Regions from separate parts of the Homo sapiens genome. Here region 2 is linked to region 1. The links are chromatin loops, found by intact Hi-C in ENCODE. Cell type or tissue: HCT116. All regions are shown on one strand. Links, peaks and the distances in the headings refer to the core of each region. The heading gives the core; the rest is flanking DNA.

Evidence for each region. Hi-C counts contacts between places; a loop is a spot of excess contacts. Peaks named below come from ENCODE experiments on the same cell type or tissue, not always from the same donor. Only the 100,000 strongest peaks of a DNase experiment are listed, where the experiment ranks them.
Region 2: a loop joins it to region 1, with 7 times the contacts of the local background. A loop is called at or near these places in 25 of 110 quality-filtered maps.

Annotation. Positions count from the first base shown.
Region 1 is chr4:110,001,984-110,010,819 of GRCh38, forward strand. EGF (epidermal growth factor) reads left to right here. Exons shown (of 24, transcript NM_001963.6): 22 at 2,522-2,639; 23 at 6,169-6,247. Among named protein-coding and RNA genes, the nearest start is that of EGF, 94 kb to the left of the region's middle. In HCT116, for the core only: a CTCF peak has its summit at 3,663 (motif pointing right); a DNase peak (open chromatin) is centred at 3,688.
Region 2 is chr4:110,207,942-110,216,777 of GRCh38, forward strand. No RefSeq gene overlaps it. Among named protein-coding and RNA genes, the nearest start is that of ELOVL6, 14 kb to the left of the region's middle. RefSeq lists a silencer at 3,332-3,626. In HCT116, for the core only: a CTCF peak has its summit at 3,532; a DNase peak (open chromatin) is centred at 3,510.

The DNA.
Region 1 (8,836 bases), core at 1,469-6,468:
TCTGACAAGATCAAATTAAAACTGCTAGTCTAAATGTTGCCATGTCATACTCAACTGTACCAACAAATACAGCTCTAACATTGAGTTTTTAAGTTAGACATGCTAACTGTTTTTCTTTAAAGGGTTAAAATCAGTTATTTCCTCCCTTATACCATTCCTTGCCTGTCTTGTCTAGCTTGTTTGATACCGTTTGTCTTCTGTGTCTCTCAAAGGATTAATTGTTTGTGTGCTGGGTGTGGTGGCTCGTGTCTATAATCCCAGCATTTTGGGAGGCCAAGACAGGCAGATTGCTTGAGCCCAGGAGTTCAAACCAACCTGGGCACCATGGCAAAACCCTGCCTCTACTAAAATTACAAAAAATTACCCAGGCATGGTGGCACACAGCTATAGTACCACCTACTTGGGAGGCTAAGGTGGGAGGATCGCTTGAGCCAGGGAGGCAGTGATTACAGTAAGCCGTGATTGCACCACTGCTCTCCAGCCTGGGTGACAAAGCGAGATTCTGTCTCAAAAACAAAACAAAACAAAAAAGACTAATGTTTGTGAAACTAAATAAATTTTTCAAGTATTCTAATCTTATTAGTTTAAAACATGTGATTTCTTGGAAGGACTCCCTTGTAAGAAAATCAACAGGAAGTATTTCATCACAAAGTATAACTTTGTTTTTTTGTGGGTTTTTTTTTAACTTTTATTTTAGGTTCAGGGGTATATGTAAAGGTTTGTTACACAGGTAAACTTGTGTCACTGGGGTTTGTTGTACAGATTATTTCATCACCCAGGTATTAAGCCCAGTACCCAACGGTTATGTTTTCTGCTCCTGTTCCTCCTCCCACCCTCCACCCTCAGGTAGCCCCCAGTGTCTGTTGTTCCTTTCTTTGTGTTCCTGAGTTCCCATCATTTAGCTCCCACTTAGAAGTTAGAATATGTGATATTTGGTTTTCTGTTCCTGTGTTAGTTTGCTAAGAATAATAGCCTCCAGCTCCATCCATGTTCCTACAAAAGACATGATCTCATTCCTTTTTATGGTTGCATAGTATTCCATGGTGTGTATGTGCCATATTTTCTTTATCCAGTCTGTCATTGATGGGCATTTAGGTTGATTCCGTGTCTTTGCCATTGCGAACAGTGCTGCTGTGATCATTGACATCCATGTGTCTTTATGGTAGAATGATTTATATTCCTCTGGGTATATACCCAGTAATGGAATTGCTGGGTCAAATGGTAGTTCTGCAGTTAACTCTTTGAAGCATCACCGTACCGCTTTCCATAATGATTGAAATAATTTCCTCTCTCTCCAACAGTGTATAAGTGTTTCCTTTTCTCCAAAATTTCATGAGCATCTTTTTTTTCTTGACTTTTTATTAATAGCCATTCTGACTGGTACAAATTATAACGTTGTACCTTTGCAACTTTGGAATTGTTTATATTAGCCACTTGTTTCAATTTTTTTCCTTGAAGCCTTTGATTAAAACACATAATAACCCACACCATCTCTTGGTACTGTCTGTGATGCCAGATTCACAGCAGCCCCTCCTATCCTTATCACTCTTCCTGGAACGTCCAGGTAGGGCTTTTGACAGAGGGTTGCATTCCTAGAGGCAATTAAGCTGCCTATCTGCCCCAGGACAGTGGCGTTATTGTGGAGTCTCACAGATGCACTGCTCTAGGGGCTACTGCTTTGAGGATGGGGATCCATCTCCATGCTAAATCTCCCCACCCCCACCCCTAGTGAATGACGCCGTGTATAGACTTAGCGTTGAATGTCAAACAAGACAGTACTCTAAAAAACTGGATTTGGAAGCAAGATACCTAGTGTATTTCCTGGCTTAGCCACTATGAGATTTTCTTATCTTGGGTCATCCACTCCTTCTGTCTTTGCCTCTAATTTCTTTATGAGTGAGAGATTGCAGTGGGCCAGTAAGAGCAGCCTAGGCTTTGTGTCATCATGACCGACTTCTTACACTACCCTTGGTAGCTGTGTGCCTTAGGTGAGTCACTGCCATTTCCAAGCCCCAATGGCTTCACTTGTAAATGGAGCTAACATAGTCTGCCTCACACAGTTGCTGAGATATTTTTTCCACAGACTGCCCCACTCCTCCCTGCAAAATTAGTTGTTTTTTCATTGCTATATCATCAGTACTAGGACAGTGCCTGGGGTATAGTTAGTACTCAATAGATACCTGTGAATGAATGAATGCAAGGCTATTCCCCCCAACATACATGGGCATACATACACACACACACACACACACACACACACACACACACAAACACACACACACCCTCTACCTCACAGAACCTTGGAAAGAGTGAAACACTGTCTGGAAAGCATTTTGAGTTCTGCAGAAAAGACTGCCTTAAACATCTAAAGTTATGTTCCTAGTTATCTTCATATTTCTTCTCTCCCACACAAGTACTTAAATTTTAGTAGCAAAAGCAGTTAGTTGTCCCTGATCATCACTGAGTGGGCTGAGTATTTTGTTTTGTTGTGAGATTGTCTCAAATTTTGGCTTTATCACAGGACTCAGAAGCTGCTATCGAAAAACCCAAAGAATCCTTATGAGGAGTCGAGCAGAGATGTGAGGAGTCGCAGGCCTGCTGACACTGAGGATGGGATGTCCTCTTGCCCTCAACCTTGGGTAATGTGACCAAAGCAGATGAAGCAAGGAATTGGCTTGATATTAACCCCTATTCATTTTTTCTATTTTTTCACTGAGTTCAGAATGACTGGAATCAGTTATAGCTTCCAGCTGGTGTCAGTGTTAGCCAAGACCACATCAGCTAGGGAGGTCCTGGGTGGGAGGGTGGGGGAACTGTGTTGTTAACTAAAGGAATCAGATGAGTTATAATAATGCCATAATTTAATGGCACAATAAATTTTTGGAATTTTTTTCTTTCATGTAGATTCTTTCTATAACTTAGATTTGTATGTGTTATGTGAAGGCTTTCCATATTTTTAGTTAATACATTCCAGATACATGTCTTAAAAACCCAAGATTGTGCTTCTAATTTATTTTCTTTCTTTCTTTCTTTTCTTTTTCTTTTTCTCTGTCTTTTTTTTTTTTTTTTTTTTTTTTGGACAGGATCTTGCTCTGTTGCCCAGGCTGGAGTGCAGTAATCCAACCACTCACTGCTCACTGCAGCCTCGAACTCCTGGGCTCAAACAATCCTCCCAGCTCAGCCTCCCAAATAGCTGGGACTACCGGCACACACCGCCACGCCCAGCTAATTTTTGTATTTTTTGTAGAGACAGAGTTTCACCATGTTTCCCAGGCTGGTCTCAAACTCTTGGGCTCAAGCAATCCACCTGCCCGGGCCTCTCAAAGTGCTGGAATTGCAGGCATGAGCCACTGCACTCAATTTTCTTAATTTTCTTAATATTTCTTAATATTTCTTTTATTTTCTTAATATTTCTTTTCTCACACACATTTCAACTCCCCAAATTTCAGTAGCAAAATAGTTGCCAGATTTAACAAATAAAAATATAGGATGCCTAGTTAAATTCATACTTATACTGAAAGTTCAAATTTAAATTCAAAATTAAATTTAACTGGGTTCTTTATTTTATCTGACAATCCTAGATATTTTCCGAAAAGCACAGAGGTTTGGGAAATTCAAGATGTTTCATAAATCATCCACTTCAGTAATTGATCTTGGAACACTAGAGGGCAGTCTTGAAACAGGCTACACATTCTTGAATCAGTTAAGGGAATTTCCATTTCTAGAAACCTGTCAGAGTTAAGGACTGATTCAGTGTGTGCTGTTGGCATTATTTGTGGTATATATTGTGGAAGAGACTGGAATACATGGCAGGTCCATGGAGGATTGAATCCTTAGGGAAGAGCTATTACAGAGAGGTTATGGAGGAGCAAAGGCAATGTTTGGGGTCCTTCCCACATTATTACCCCTACTCCCCAGCTCCCATCTCACAGTGAATTCCCAGAAAGTAGCTTTCCTGTAACTGTGCTTTTGACTACCAGGTGATCATCTTTTCCTACCTGTAATAGGCATTCAGTGTTTCCTTATTTATTTATTTATTTTTTGGTTGGACTCAAGTATGGGGGAAAAAAATAGAGGCTGGGCAAGTTTGCTCATGCCTGTAATCCCCATGCTTTGGGAGGCCAAGGCAGGATTGCTTGAGGCCAGGAGCTTGGGACCAGCCCGGACAATATAGCAAGATCATATTTCTTTAAAAAGATTAAAAAAAAAAACTTTGCTGGGTGTGGTGGTACACACTTGCAGTTTCAGGTACTCAAGAGACTGAAGCAGGAGGGTCACTTGAACCCAAGAGTTCAAGGTTGCAGTGAGCTATGATAGCACCACTGCACTCCAGCCTGAGTGACAGACTGAGACCTTTTCTCTAAAGCATGAGAAAGAACATGAGTTCTAGCCTTACTCTCCCACCAGTTGGCTATCTAATCTTGAGCAATTCCTTTAACCTATGCAGACTTCTGCTCCCCACTCAGTACAAGGGGTTTGGATTAGATGATCTCTAAGATCCCTTCAGTCTTTATCAGTCTTTATCAATTCCACAAGTGTGTGATTCTAGGACTAAGCTCTAGAATGTGTTGGTTCTTTGAGGCCTCATGACTTTGCGAACTTCTAAATTACCCAGATGTCACTTGTCAGTCTACATGGTATTTCATTCAGGTTTTGAGTAGCAGGTTTAATTCATCTCATTAATTCATCATCATGGGAATGAAGGAGAAACACAATCTGTGTATGACTATTAAAAAATCAAAAGCATTTGCTGCTGTCATGAGCAACTTGTTGGCTCAGAGCTATGTTGGGAGGCCTGGGGCTGCTGAGCTCAGTCCCCCACAGCCGTCATAACTGTCGTTGACAGCAACTGCTGCTGTAGATATCAGTGGGAGTGGGAGAGAGCTGAACGCTCAAACTAGAAGAAAGAGCAGAAACAAATGTAGTTCTATCAGCTCCTTTCCCCACCTCAGCCCAGAATTTCGGGACCTATGTTCTTCTGACAGAGAGGCACGAGGTTAGAAAATTTGCAGTGCAGAGGGTTGGATTTTGACTTGAGACAGAAATAATGGGCATGTGTCTTTAAACAGTGGGTTGCGTGTTGATTTTGCAGTGTGTTGCTGCAGGAGATCATCAATGAGGAGGAGATGAAGCATGATTTGTATTATAAGAAAATGAAAATACATGTTCTGTGGATTCACACTTCCCTTACCAACATTTCCCTGCCTTCTGCCTAATTGACCCCAGTCATCATCCCTTTCTACACCTTTCTCAAAGGAAAATATGGGCAAAGAGATTGTTTTCTACTCCTCTTTCTGTTGTTTCTGAGTTGTGTGCTCCTTTCTGTGGAGCGCCCATTTCTGAACCAATGAAGCGTGATCGGCCAAAACCTTGGGGCAGTCCTTGCACTAGTTACTGATTGACAAGGAAGGACTTCACCAAATGATGTCCTTTGTCCTGTTGTATGGGGTCACTTCTTTTCTTTCCTTGTAGCATGGATCTGTTTTAATATCTAATCTATCTAGAGTGAATGTGAGCCAGTGAACTCTGGTCAGCCTGCATTGCAAGTGCCCAATCAATTTTTGATAATACAAATAATGACAAAAGTAATCATTTTGTTGACTGAAGAGAAATGTTGTTTTCTGTTCCTTCCTATTAAAATTCTAGGTCCCTAGGCTGTTCAACCAGCTTGCAAAATTGTCATTGCACTGGTAATTATTACTACCTTTAATGGCCCCAAATTACTCAGAACTTGGTAGCATGTTTAAATGAGTGTTATTAATGTGTGTGTGCGTGTGTGTGTATGAAAAGTTGTAGCACACACATATATTAGATATTATTTGCCTGGCCTATGGGCAGTTCTTAGAATACTTATGGATTCTTGGATTGCTTATGGTAAATCAGTGGCTCCAGGGATCCGTGACCTAAAAGCTGAGATTCCATAATTAGAATAGATTCTTCAGTTAACATATTGGTGTGCCTAGTTGCTTTAAGACAAAGTAACACAAGGCTCCTCACTGAATGTTGAATCTCTCTTTAGATAGAAAGACTAACTTCACAGGGCCTTTCTTCTGACTTTCACTTTCCATAGGATGAACATCGTAAAGCCATAGACTTTGATTCAATGTACGTTGAGATAATTTGTGAATTTTAACAATATCCTCTCTCCCTCCTTTTTGTTGTCTGCAGTTTGTGGTTATAAAAGAACACCAAGACCTCAAGAATGGGGGTCAACCAGTGGCTGGTGAGGATGGCCAGGCAGCAGATGGTCAGTTTTTATCCCTGGCTCCTGGTGAATGGTTATTTTTACTTAGATCCTGACTGTTTTTCAATGAAAAGTCTCATTTAACCACACACACACACACAAACAAAATAACTAAATTGTATAAGCTATGTGAATAGCTGGGCTGTATTGAAATGCCATGGACCTGATTTGCACTGGAGTTCTATCTTATATGAGGTTACCACGTTCACTCAAAACTCTAGTCACAGGGCAGCCCGTGTTCTTGCACTTTGAGCAAGAACACAATGGATGACTCCTTGATTTGAATTGAGTTTTGGGGTCATTCTTAAGGTCCAGGATCTATACTGGTAGCTGTAGGTATAGTCCCAGTTAAGTTGTAAATGGCTCCAAGAAAACATGTTCCATGTTCAGCCCATCTAGTGGGAAGTGTTTCTGTAAATTTAAGTTGATCTGAGGATTGTCCTGGGGATTTCAGAGTATTCAGGTCTTATCAGGGGCATGACCTTAGCCAGACGCCTGGCTGTCTGTGAAGTCCAGCCAAGCCACTTGTGGAGAGACCATAAAATCAACCCAGGTTCTCAGGAACTCAGTCTACTTCAGATAGAAATGAACTCAGATACCCTTAAGAGTTGTATTATGATCAGCCTTTTGGTTTTGGGTCTCAGGTTGAGTTTTGTTTCACAGGCCAGAGGACATTGTTTCACAGGCCTTTGTGTCGTGAGCCTTTGGAAAGGTTTAGAGAAACTTTTAGCCAACAAAAACAGCTCCTCTGCTAATGAAAGGAGCTAATGAAATATCAACTCCAATTGAATTTTCTATATTTTTCCTTCTTCAATGTGCTTATTATCATAACCTCCTCCTCAGATTTCTTTCTGGAAAGAACATAGGCTTCTTGTTTTGGAAAACTCACTCTAAATTCCCTTCTCATACCTATGTTGCCATGAAACCCCAAATACTGAATTCAGTACAACTTTATTACCTAATTTGAAGAAGGCCTGGATATTTAAGGTACACTTAAAAATTGAATATGAAAACTACAATAAATAGTATAGTATTTTATATGGATCATTACTTTCCCCTGATAATGAAAAAATTCAGCATTTTCAAAAATTTGCTTCAGTGCTTATTGTTATTGGTAGCACTATTAAAAAGTAATGGAATATTTGTAGTTACTACTTTTCCTTGAGCAGCTAAAAGTGCATAATTCTTACAATGGTAACCCACTATAGAGGCACATATAATGTAATTTTGCAAGCTAATAGCACAACGATTTTACAGGAATTTGGTTAAACTTAGAAAAGAACTAAGGACTCATTACAGTTAGCTGAGTACTCAGGAATATATTAGAATGTCTCTTTTGCTGTTGTTTTTTTCCCCCCGCACTGTACTGCAAACAATTTGACCCATTCTCTGTGGGCCACTCATATAACTATCTCCCAGCATGAGTGATCACATCCCCAATCATGTCCAGCTGTCTCATAAATGCCTGGGGTGAAAATGCGCATAGAGATTGGGGTGGGGGGAGATTGAGTGAGGAATGAAATAAAAGATCAAGTTTGGCTCTGAGCCAGTCTCTTCTCTGCTCCTGGAAAACTCATTACAACACAATACTAGTGTAGTTCCATAAAACCATCTTCACTGAGCTCAGCTGACATCAGTTGACACAGGTTAAGTGCAGAGTACATGCTAGGGGCAGCTGACTATGCCAGGGGAAAAGAAAAGAAATACACCTAAAATCTGAATTCAGACCAGGCACAGTGGCTCACACCTGTAATCCGAGCACTTTGGGAGGCCAAGGTGGGCAGATCATTTGAGGTCAGGAGTTTGAGACCAGCCTGTCTCTACCAAATGAGACCAGCCTGTCTCTATGGTGGAACGCTGTCTCTACCAAAAAGTACAAAAATTAGCCTGGCATGCTGGTGCACACCTGTAGTCCCAGCTACTCAGGAGGCTGAGGTAGGAGGATCCCTTGAGCCTGGGAGATGGAGGTTGCAGTGAGCTGAGATCTCAACACTGCACTCCAGTGAGACTCCATCTCAAAACAAAGATAGAGACTCCATCTCAAAAACAAAAAACAAAAAACCTGAGCTCTATCTACTCTCAAGTCATTTGTGGTCCAGATGGGGAGACAGAAGTACACAGTAAAAGCTAAAGAGCAATGTGTCAGGTTCTTTAAATCACCTCAACCAAGACTATTGTAATTTTTTTAAAAAAATTTTAAGATGCCAACCAAGACTATTTTAATTTTTAAAAAATTATTTTAAGTCAAGGTCCTACTCTGTCACTCAGGCTAAAGTACAGTGGCTTGGTCATGGCTCATTGCTGTCTTGGCCTCCCCAGGCTCAAGCAATCCTCCCACCTCAGCCTCCTAAGTAGCTGAGACCACAGGCATGCACTACCATGCCCAGCTAGTTTTTTATTTTATGTAGAGATGGAGACTCCCTATGTTACCCAGGCTGGTCTTGAACTCTTGGGTGCAAGCCATCCTCCCACTTCAGCCTCTCAAAGTGCTGGAGTTACAAACATGAGCCCCTGCACTGGCCTATTTTAATTTTTTAAAAATTGGGCTCAGGGTGGGGTGTGGTGTCTCATACCTGTAATTCTAGCACTTTG
Region 2 (8,836 bases), core at 1,440-6,439, 210 kb after region 1:
GGCCTCCCAAAGTGCTGGGATTACAGGCCTAAGCTACTGTGCCTGACCCCAAAATCTTAAAAATTAGTTGTGTATAGTGGCATACATTAGTAGTAGTAGTCTCAGCGACTTGGGAGGCTATAGTGGGAGGATCTCTTGAGCCCAGGAGGTCAAGGCTGCAGTGTGAGCCATGTCATGCCACTGCACTCCAGCCTGAGTGATAGAGCAAGACTGTCTAAAAAAAAAAAAAAAAGATAACTGTGCATATATTTATGACGCATATTACTCTTTCAGCCTACGGCAAGCTAAGGACCTGTTGCAGTAAACTCAGAATCACTAAGTCCATGGACCAGTATGGGAAGTCCTGATGTAAATTTAGCAATCCTTGGCCAACATAATCAACACAGAGCCAGGCTTTATTAGTTATCTACAGTATGTAGGGCATCTATTGGTCCAGATATCTAAAGAATACCTGATCCCTGTTTCCTAAGAGAATAGGACTCAGGTACCTACTTAGCTTGCACCTGGGAGTTCTGATCCAAACCCCCACATCACCCCAGGATTACATAGCTATTTCCACAGTTCTAGAGATTTCTAAACTGAAAAACAAACCTCAAATGGGTGGATTTATTTTTTCTTGCTTCCTAACTAGTTGACCTGTATTTACCCCACGGGAGATACAGGGATCTGAGTCATAATTTCTTCATGTATCTTCTTTGGTGCCCGCAAGCTGACATTAAGTCTGAGCAAAGGGCACAACTGGAAAGGGAATACTACTCTTTTTTTTTTTTTTTTTTTTTTGAGATGAAATCTCACTCTGTCGCCCAGGCTGGAGTGCAATGGCACGATCTCGGTTCACTGCAACCTCTGCCTCCCGGGTTCAAGCAATTCTCCTGCCTCAGGCTCCCGAGTAGCTGGGATTACAGGCGTGTGCCACCACATCTGGCTAATTTTTTTGTATTTTTAAGCAGAAACGGGGTTTCACCATATTGGCCAGGCTTGTCTCGAACTCCTGACCTTGGGATCCACATGCCTCAGCCTCCCAAAATGCTGGATTACAGGCATGAGTCACAGTGCCTGGTCAGAAATACTACTCCAAATACAGTTACATGTTGCACTTTCATTCTGGTCCTACCTACAGAGGTTGTCAATACAGGAATCGCATCTGATTTTTTCCCCCTACTGAACTTTGCTGTCCACCTAATTGCAGAAAAAAATTTAAGTCTGACACCATTGTGTTTTGTAAAAAGGAAAGGCTTTTTTGGTGTGTTCTTAATTTTTGCAAATAAAAAATTAATCCAGAAACTAGTAACTGCCTCAGAAGAGAAAAATCAATATTCATTTCCTGACTATTTCACTTTAGACCTCTCTGAACATCACAATTTCTAGGAAGAAAAATATATCTGGGTTACAATTCCATCCACTAATTCTGACTTTGGGCAAGTTGCTTACATTCTTTAAAACATGTTTCCTTTGTTTCTTTCTTACTTTCTTTTTAAATATAGAAAGTGGGAATGATAATGGTACAAACTTCACAAGATTGCTGTGAGGATTAAATTAAATCATCATCTATTAAGTTGGTTAATACCTGCCATAGTTGATAAATTCTCAAGGAATATGAACCTCGGCCCTAAATACCATATTCCTATGATGAATTACTAGGGGGATACAAATAAACCTGTCCCATAAAATGTATTGTATCAACAAACATTCCTTATTGATCTTGGAGGAATTTGAGGTACATATAAAAGATACTAAATATTTTATAAATTAGAGGAGTACAAATAATTACATAAAAAGAGACTTACATCCCAAGGTAGATACCTACAAAAGTTTAACTAAAAGAACCATGAGTACAACAGTTAAGAGGACCAAATTGGATTTTTAAAAAGTATAAGAAGGAAATGTGATAGGCACTTACAAGTCCAGTTTTTAGCCGGGCACAGTGGCTTACGCCTGTAATCCCAGCACTTTGGGAGGCTGAGGTGGGCAGATCATGAGGTCAGGAGATCGAGACCATCCTGGCCAACATGGTGAAACCCTGTCTCTACTAAAAATACAAAAATTAGATGGGCGTGGTGGTGCACGCCTGTAATTCCAGCTACTCGGGAGTCTGAGGCAGGAGAATCGCTTGAACCCGGGAGGCAGAGGTTGCAGTGAGCCGAGATCATGTCATTGCACTCCAGCCTGGGCAACAGAGTGAGACTCCGTCTTAAAAAAAAAAAGAAAAAAAAAAAAGTCCAGTTTTACCCTGGAGTTTTCACAACACTGTAAGCAAGTGCTTTCAACACTGAAAACAGTTTCTGCCAGAAACCTGAAGTTTGTGAGTTAAAAATTTCTTTCTTTCTTTTTTTTTTTTTTTTTCTGAGATGGAGTTTTGCTCAGGCTGGAGTGCAATGGTGCGATCTCGGCTCACCACAACCTCTGCCTCCTGGGTTCAAGTGATTCTCCTGCTTCAGTCTCCCGAGTGGCTGGGATTACAGGCATGTGCCACCACACCTGGCTAATTTTGTATTTTTAGTAGAGATGGTATTTTTCCATGTTTGTCAGGGTCTTGAACTCCCGACCTCAGGTGATCTGCCCGCCTCAGCCTCCCAAAGTGCTGGGATTACAGGCGTGAGGCACCATGCCTAGCCTCTTTTTTTTTTTAGATGGAGTTTCACTCTGTCTCTCAGGCTGCAGTGGAGTGGCATGATCTTGCCTCACTGCAAACTCCACCTCCCAGGTTCAAGCAATTCTCTTGCCTCAGCCCAGCTAATTTTCATATTTTTAGTAGAGATGGGGTTTCACCATGTTGGCCAGGCTAGTTTTGAACTCCTGACCTCAGGTGATCCACCCGCCTCGGCCTCCTGAAGTGTTGGGATTATAGGCATGAGCCACCGTGCCTGGCCAAGTTAAGAATTTCACTTTGATAGTGAGTGACAGGAGCAGGCGTGGTGGCTCACACCTGTAATCCCAGCACTTTGGGAGGTTGAGGCGGGTGGATCACCTGAGGTCAGGAGTTCGAGGCCAGCCTGGCCAACATGGTGAAACCCTGTCTCTACTAAAAATACAAAAAAAATTAGCCAGGCATGGTGAGGCATGCCTGTAATCCCAGCTACTCGGGAAGCTGAGGAAGGAAAATTGTTTGAACTTGGGAGGCGGAGGTTGCCGTGAGCCGAGATCGCACCATTGCACTCTAGCCTGCGCAACAAGAGTGAAACTCCGCCTCAAAATAAATAAATAAATAAATAAATAAATAAATAAATAAATAAATAAAGATAGTGAGAGACACAGAGCAATTGAGGTCGAGGGAATTACTTTGTCTTGGCCCCTGGGGACTCAGGGCCTCTCTGGGAAAGGAGATGGACTAGATCATGAGCTTCTATCTTTCTTGTGCTTTCTTTATTTCTGATGTATTCCAATATACTTTCTCTATACACATTCGATACGCAAAAGTATTCAATAGTACAAAGATTTGTTTGCACTACGTATGAAAACCTGAAGAACTCTATTTGATTATGAAAGCAGATTTCCCCTTGTTGCTTTTAAGACCTTAGTGCCCCTAGAGGACAACTGGGCAATGCGCATATGAAGGGAAACCTAGATGCTACTTTTATTTTAATTACTGAGATCTCTTTTGTTCTCTACTTATGTATATGTGTTTTAATGAACTGACTGTTGGGAAGTTGCATTTACTCCTTATTTATGTTAATAGAAAAGAAAAGATGCATGGAAAATATCTAATGATGAATGAACCCACTTTTAAAATTTGATACTTGAATTACAAAGAAATACGCAGGCCCTCTTTTGCTATCCCTCTGATATGTTGGGTCCAAACTATAGATGAGGCCTCAAGAAAGGCATGGGCCCCAGTGGGCTGCCTTTTCCAACCGTGATCCAGCCTTCACCATCAGAGGCATCAGAGAGAGACCATGACTGGGGCTTCAGATGAGCAGAGAGTTGACTGTTGTGTAAGGTTTAGGAGGCCATTTTAACACCTTGTAATGTGAGCTTATAACAGTGAACACCAATTAACTCCTAAGGACTATCTTTTCAGCCTGTTCCAGGCCAGGTAATTTAAATGGAAAAAAAAAAGCCTCAAATATTTTTTATTATATCGAACTTCTGAAGATTCTTTCCATCTTGTTTCAGTATTAAGAAGAATTGTGTCATCTTGAGTAATTGATCTATTATAAAGAATGCCGTCAGCCTGGGTAACACAGGGAGATCCCATCTCTACAAAGAAAAAAAAATTAGGCCAGGCGCAGTGGCTCACGCCTGTAATCCCAGCACTTTGGGAGGCCGAGGCAGGCAGATCACGAGGTCAGGAGATCGAGACCATCTTGGCTAACACGGTGAAACCCCGTCTCTACTAAAAATACAAAAAATTAGCCGGGCATGGTGGTGGGCGTCTGTAGTCCCAGCTACTCAGGAGGCTGAGGCAGGAGAACGGCATGAACCCGGGAGGCGGAGCTTGCAGTGAGCGGAGATCGCGCCACTGCACTCCAGCCTGGACGACAGAGCGAGACACCATCTCAAAAAAAAAAAAAAAAATTAGCTGGGTGTGGTGGCGCAAGCCGGTAGTCCCACTCAGGCTTAGGTGGGAGGCTGAGGTGGGAGGATTGCTTGAGCCCGGGAGGTCAAGGCTGCAGTGAACCATGATTGTGCCACTGCACTCCAGCCTTGGTGACAAAGTGGATTTTGTCAAAAGAAAGGAAGGACAGAGAAGAAAAAAATAAAGAGAGAGAGGAAAAAGGAAAGAAACAAAGAAAGAGAAAGGAAAGAAGGAAGGAAACTGATCCACATCTTCATTGTTAGAACTTGGAGGCAAATCTGTGACTTGTCCTTGTGGCAAGTGTTTACCTTTATATAATACATATTTTTAACCTCATTGCCCTTCTTCTTATACTGTTACCTTATTTTTTAATTAGTTAATTTTTTGAGTTGGGTTCTCACTCTGTCACCCAGGCTGGAGTGCGCTGGCACAATCGTGGCTTACTGCAGCCCCAAACTCCTGACCTCAAGTTATCTTCCCACCTCGGTCCTTCCTATCTTGTATTAATTATTTTGTTGAATTTTATACTTTATATATAACAAGGTAGAAAACGAATGGAAGAAGGGAAAGAAGGAAGAGAAGGACGGAGTGAAGAAGGCTTACTAGTCTCAAATGCATACAAAGCAAGACTTGGAAGGAGTCATTATAGCTGCCTGTTAGAAGACGAATATCTTTTTATTGTTGTTGAGACAGTGTGCTGCTCTGTCACCCAGACTGGAGTGCGGTGGTGCAATCTCAGCTCACTGCAACCTCCACCTTCTGGGCCCAAGCAATTCTCCCACGTCAGCCTCCTGAGTAGCTGGGACTACAGGCATGCACCACCATGCCCAGCTAATTTTTGCCTTTTTTTTTTTTTTTTTTTTTTTTTTTTTTGTAGAGGCTGGGTTTCATCATGTTGCCCAGGCTGGTGTCGAACTCCTGGGGTCAAGCAATCCACCCATCTAAGCCTCCTAAATTGCTGGGATTACAGACGTGAGCCACCACACTAGTCCCAGAAGACAAATACCTTGAAAAAGAAAAGTGTGGCAGTGGAAAGAGTACTAGGCCTCCTGTCAGAAGGCCTGAGTTCTTTCCCAGTCCTGCCATTAACTTGCTGGGGAATCCTGGTATATTAGTTGGGGTTCTCCAGAGAAAGAGAACCAGTGTGATATATAAAGAGATTCATGCCAGGCGTGGTGGCTCACACCTGTAATTCCAGCACTTTGGGCGGCCGAGGCAGGTGGATCACCTGAGGTCAGGAGTTCAAGACCAGCCTGGCCGACGTGGTGAAACCCCGTCTCTGCTAAAAATACAAAAATTAGCTGGGCATGGTGGCATGTGCCTGTAATCTCAGCTACTGGGGAGGCTGAGGCATGAGAATTGCTTGAGCTTGGGAGGCAGAGGGCTGCAGTGAGCCGAGATTGTGCCATTGCACTCCAGCCTGGGCGACAGAGTGAAACTGTGTCTCAAAAAAAAAAAAAAAAAGAGAGAGAGAGAGAGATTTATTGTAAGGTATTGGCTTACATGATGGTAGAGACTGAGAGGCCCCATGATCTACCATCTACAAGCTGGAGACCCAGGAAAGACAGTGGTGTAGTTTGAAGGCCCAAGATCTAGAGAGTTGGCCAGGTGTGGTAACTTACACCTCCCAGCACTCTGGGAGGCCAAGGCAGATGGATTAACTGAGGTCAAGAGTTCAAGACCAGCCTGGCCAACATAGTGAAACTGTCTGTACTAAAAATTCAAGAATTAACCAGGCGTGGTGACATGCGCCTGTAGTCCCAGCTACTCGGGAGGCTGAGGCAGGAGAATCGCTTGAACTCGGGAGGCGGAGGTTGCGGTGAGCCAAGATTGCACCACTGCACTCCAGCACTCCATCCTGGGTGACAAAGCAAGACTCTGTCTCAAAAAAAAAAAAAAAAAAAAAAAGAAATAGAGAGCTAACGGGGTAAATTCAGCAAATTCAGTCTTGGTCTGAAGGCCTGAGAGCCAAGGATGCCAATGGTGGGAGAAAATCAATTTTCTAACACAAGCATCCAGACAGAGAGTGAATTTCACTTTTTTGTTCTACTTGGCCCCTTAATGGATTGGATGATGTCCACCTACATGGCAGGAGGCCATCTACTTTACTCAGTTCACCAATTCAAATGCTAGTCTCTTCCAGAAACACCTCACAGATACAGCTAGAAATAATGTTTAACCTTATCTGGGCATCCTGTAGCCAAGTTAAATTGAAATATAAAATTAACTGTCACACTTGGACAAATCCCTTCACCTTTCTGGGCCTCAGTTTCCCTATTATGAAATGAAGAGATTGGATAATATAGTCAGTAAAGTCTCCTCCAGCTTGAAAGTTTTATCGTTTTTTTTTCTTTTAATTTTTTGCTCTGTCTTATGGTGCTGAGAAAGTTTTATGGCTCTAAGCAGGCAAATGAGAAAGGGAAAAGAGAACTTTGACAAACTGGCTACTTTACAAACTGCATGCCACCCCCAGCCTGACCATCTCTGGTTCATGTTCTTTGAGTGTGATAGGCTCTCAGGCAGTAGATTCTTCTCAGCCAGGTCAACTAGCCAGAGTCTTTCTCAATTAGGTTATGTGGAGATCTCTTATACTTACTTAAGTATCTTGAGAAAGAGCTTTGGAAGAGATATCTGTTATAAAGTCTGATGATTTATAAACTGTCATGTATTTGAGGCCACTTTCTCATCACTTTGAGTTTTCAAAATTGGAGTTTCACTCAGGATGTGGAGGAAGAAAAAAAAATGGGATTACTGGAGATAAAATAACAGGCAAGAGATTAGATGTAAAGAGATTTAGATTAAATGTTAGGGTTTGAGAGGAGACTTGAAATGACAGTGAAAGAAAAATTTTCCAAAGCAAAAGAAGAGATATGGGGAGATAAGCAAATTAGTGACATAAGGGATTTAGTTTGCAACATCAGTAGGGAAAAAAAAAATGGAAAAGCAGAGCTTATAATCTTATTTCTTGCTATATCAAAGTGGACATTTGTTGTTTTTGCCTTTCCTCTTCTGGTAACTGTGTTATAGGACCAACGGGTTCATATGCCCACTGTGCAGGACACACCAGTACACTGAGACAGCAGGGGTTGCAGCAAAAAATAGAATTTAATGATCACAAGTCACCGAGCAAGGAGATGGGAGGGGATCCTCACATGTATCTCCCCGAGGAGTTCTGGGCTGGAGTTTTTAAGGGGATCGTAGAGGGCGAAGGGTTGGAGAATTGGGGTCATTGATTGGTTGGGATAAGAGGGATGAAATAATCAGGATATCAAAACTGCATTCTTTGGTGAGTCAGGTCTTTGTGGGGTCCCTCACACCAGTTGACGTCAGCAGTTATATCAGTATGTAGGACCTGAAAGAATATCTCAATTGGAAAACTTAATATTTTTTTCTTTTTTCTTTTTTTTTTTCGTTTTTATTTTTGAGACAGAGTGTCCCTTTGTCTCCTAGGCTGGAGTGCAGTGGCACGATCTTGGCTCACTGCAACCTCCACCTCCCAGGTTCAAATGATTCTCCTGCCTCAGCCTCCCAAGTAGCTGGGACTACAGGTGCCCGCCACCACACCTGGCTAATTTTTGTATTTTCAGTAGAGATGGGGTTTCACCATATTGGCCAGGCTGGTCTTGAACTCCTGACCTTGTGATGCTCCTGCCTTGGCCTCCCAAAGTGCTGGGATTATAGGCATGAGCCACCGCACCCGGCCTGGAAAACTTAGTATTTTGTAACGTTCAATTTGTTACCCGTATAGCAGTTGGGGGAGCTATAATCTTGTGATGGTCTGTGATTCTGAGGCAACTGGCAGCAAACAGCTACGAGGAAGCGGGTCACAGAGTGAGCTGCCTCATGATTAATGCTGAGTATGCTGCAAGCTGAGTTTACTTTCCTTTCTCTCCTTCCCTTTTTCCCTGACTAATTTATAAAGTTCATAGGGACAGTTTCAACTGCATCCCACTGCTCCTTTGGGGAAATGTGGGAAACCCCTTTATTGCAAGTATACCCTACCAGTCATGGGGCTGCCTTTCTTTCTCTCTGTCTTTCTCTCTCTCTTCTCCTTAACCACAGGTATGGAGTGGGCATTTGACCCAGGTGGGGCAATCTAAGCACCCCATCCCTGAACCCAGTTATTGTTCTAGAGGTGGGCACAAGACCCAAGCAGACCCAATCAAAATATTCCTTAGGGTTACATCATAAACCAATTCAATGAACTTTCACTATCTTCAGGGCTATTCTTCAGCGAGAAGCACAAGATGGTCTGACCCTGGTGATCCATAGATGATAGGCAGTTCATTTCTATTTAGACATAGAGCCATTATTCACTTG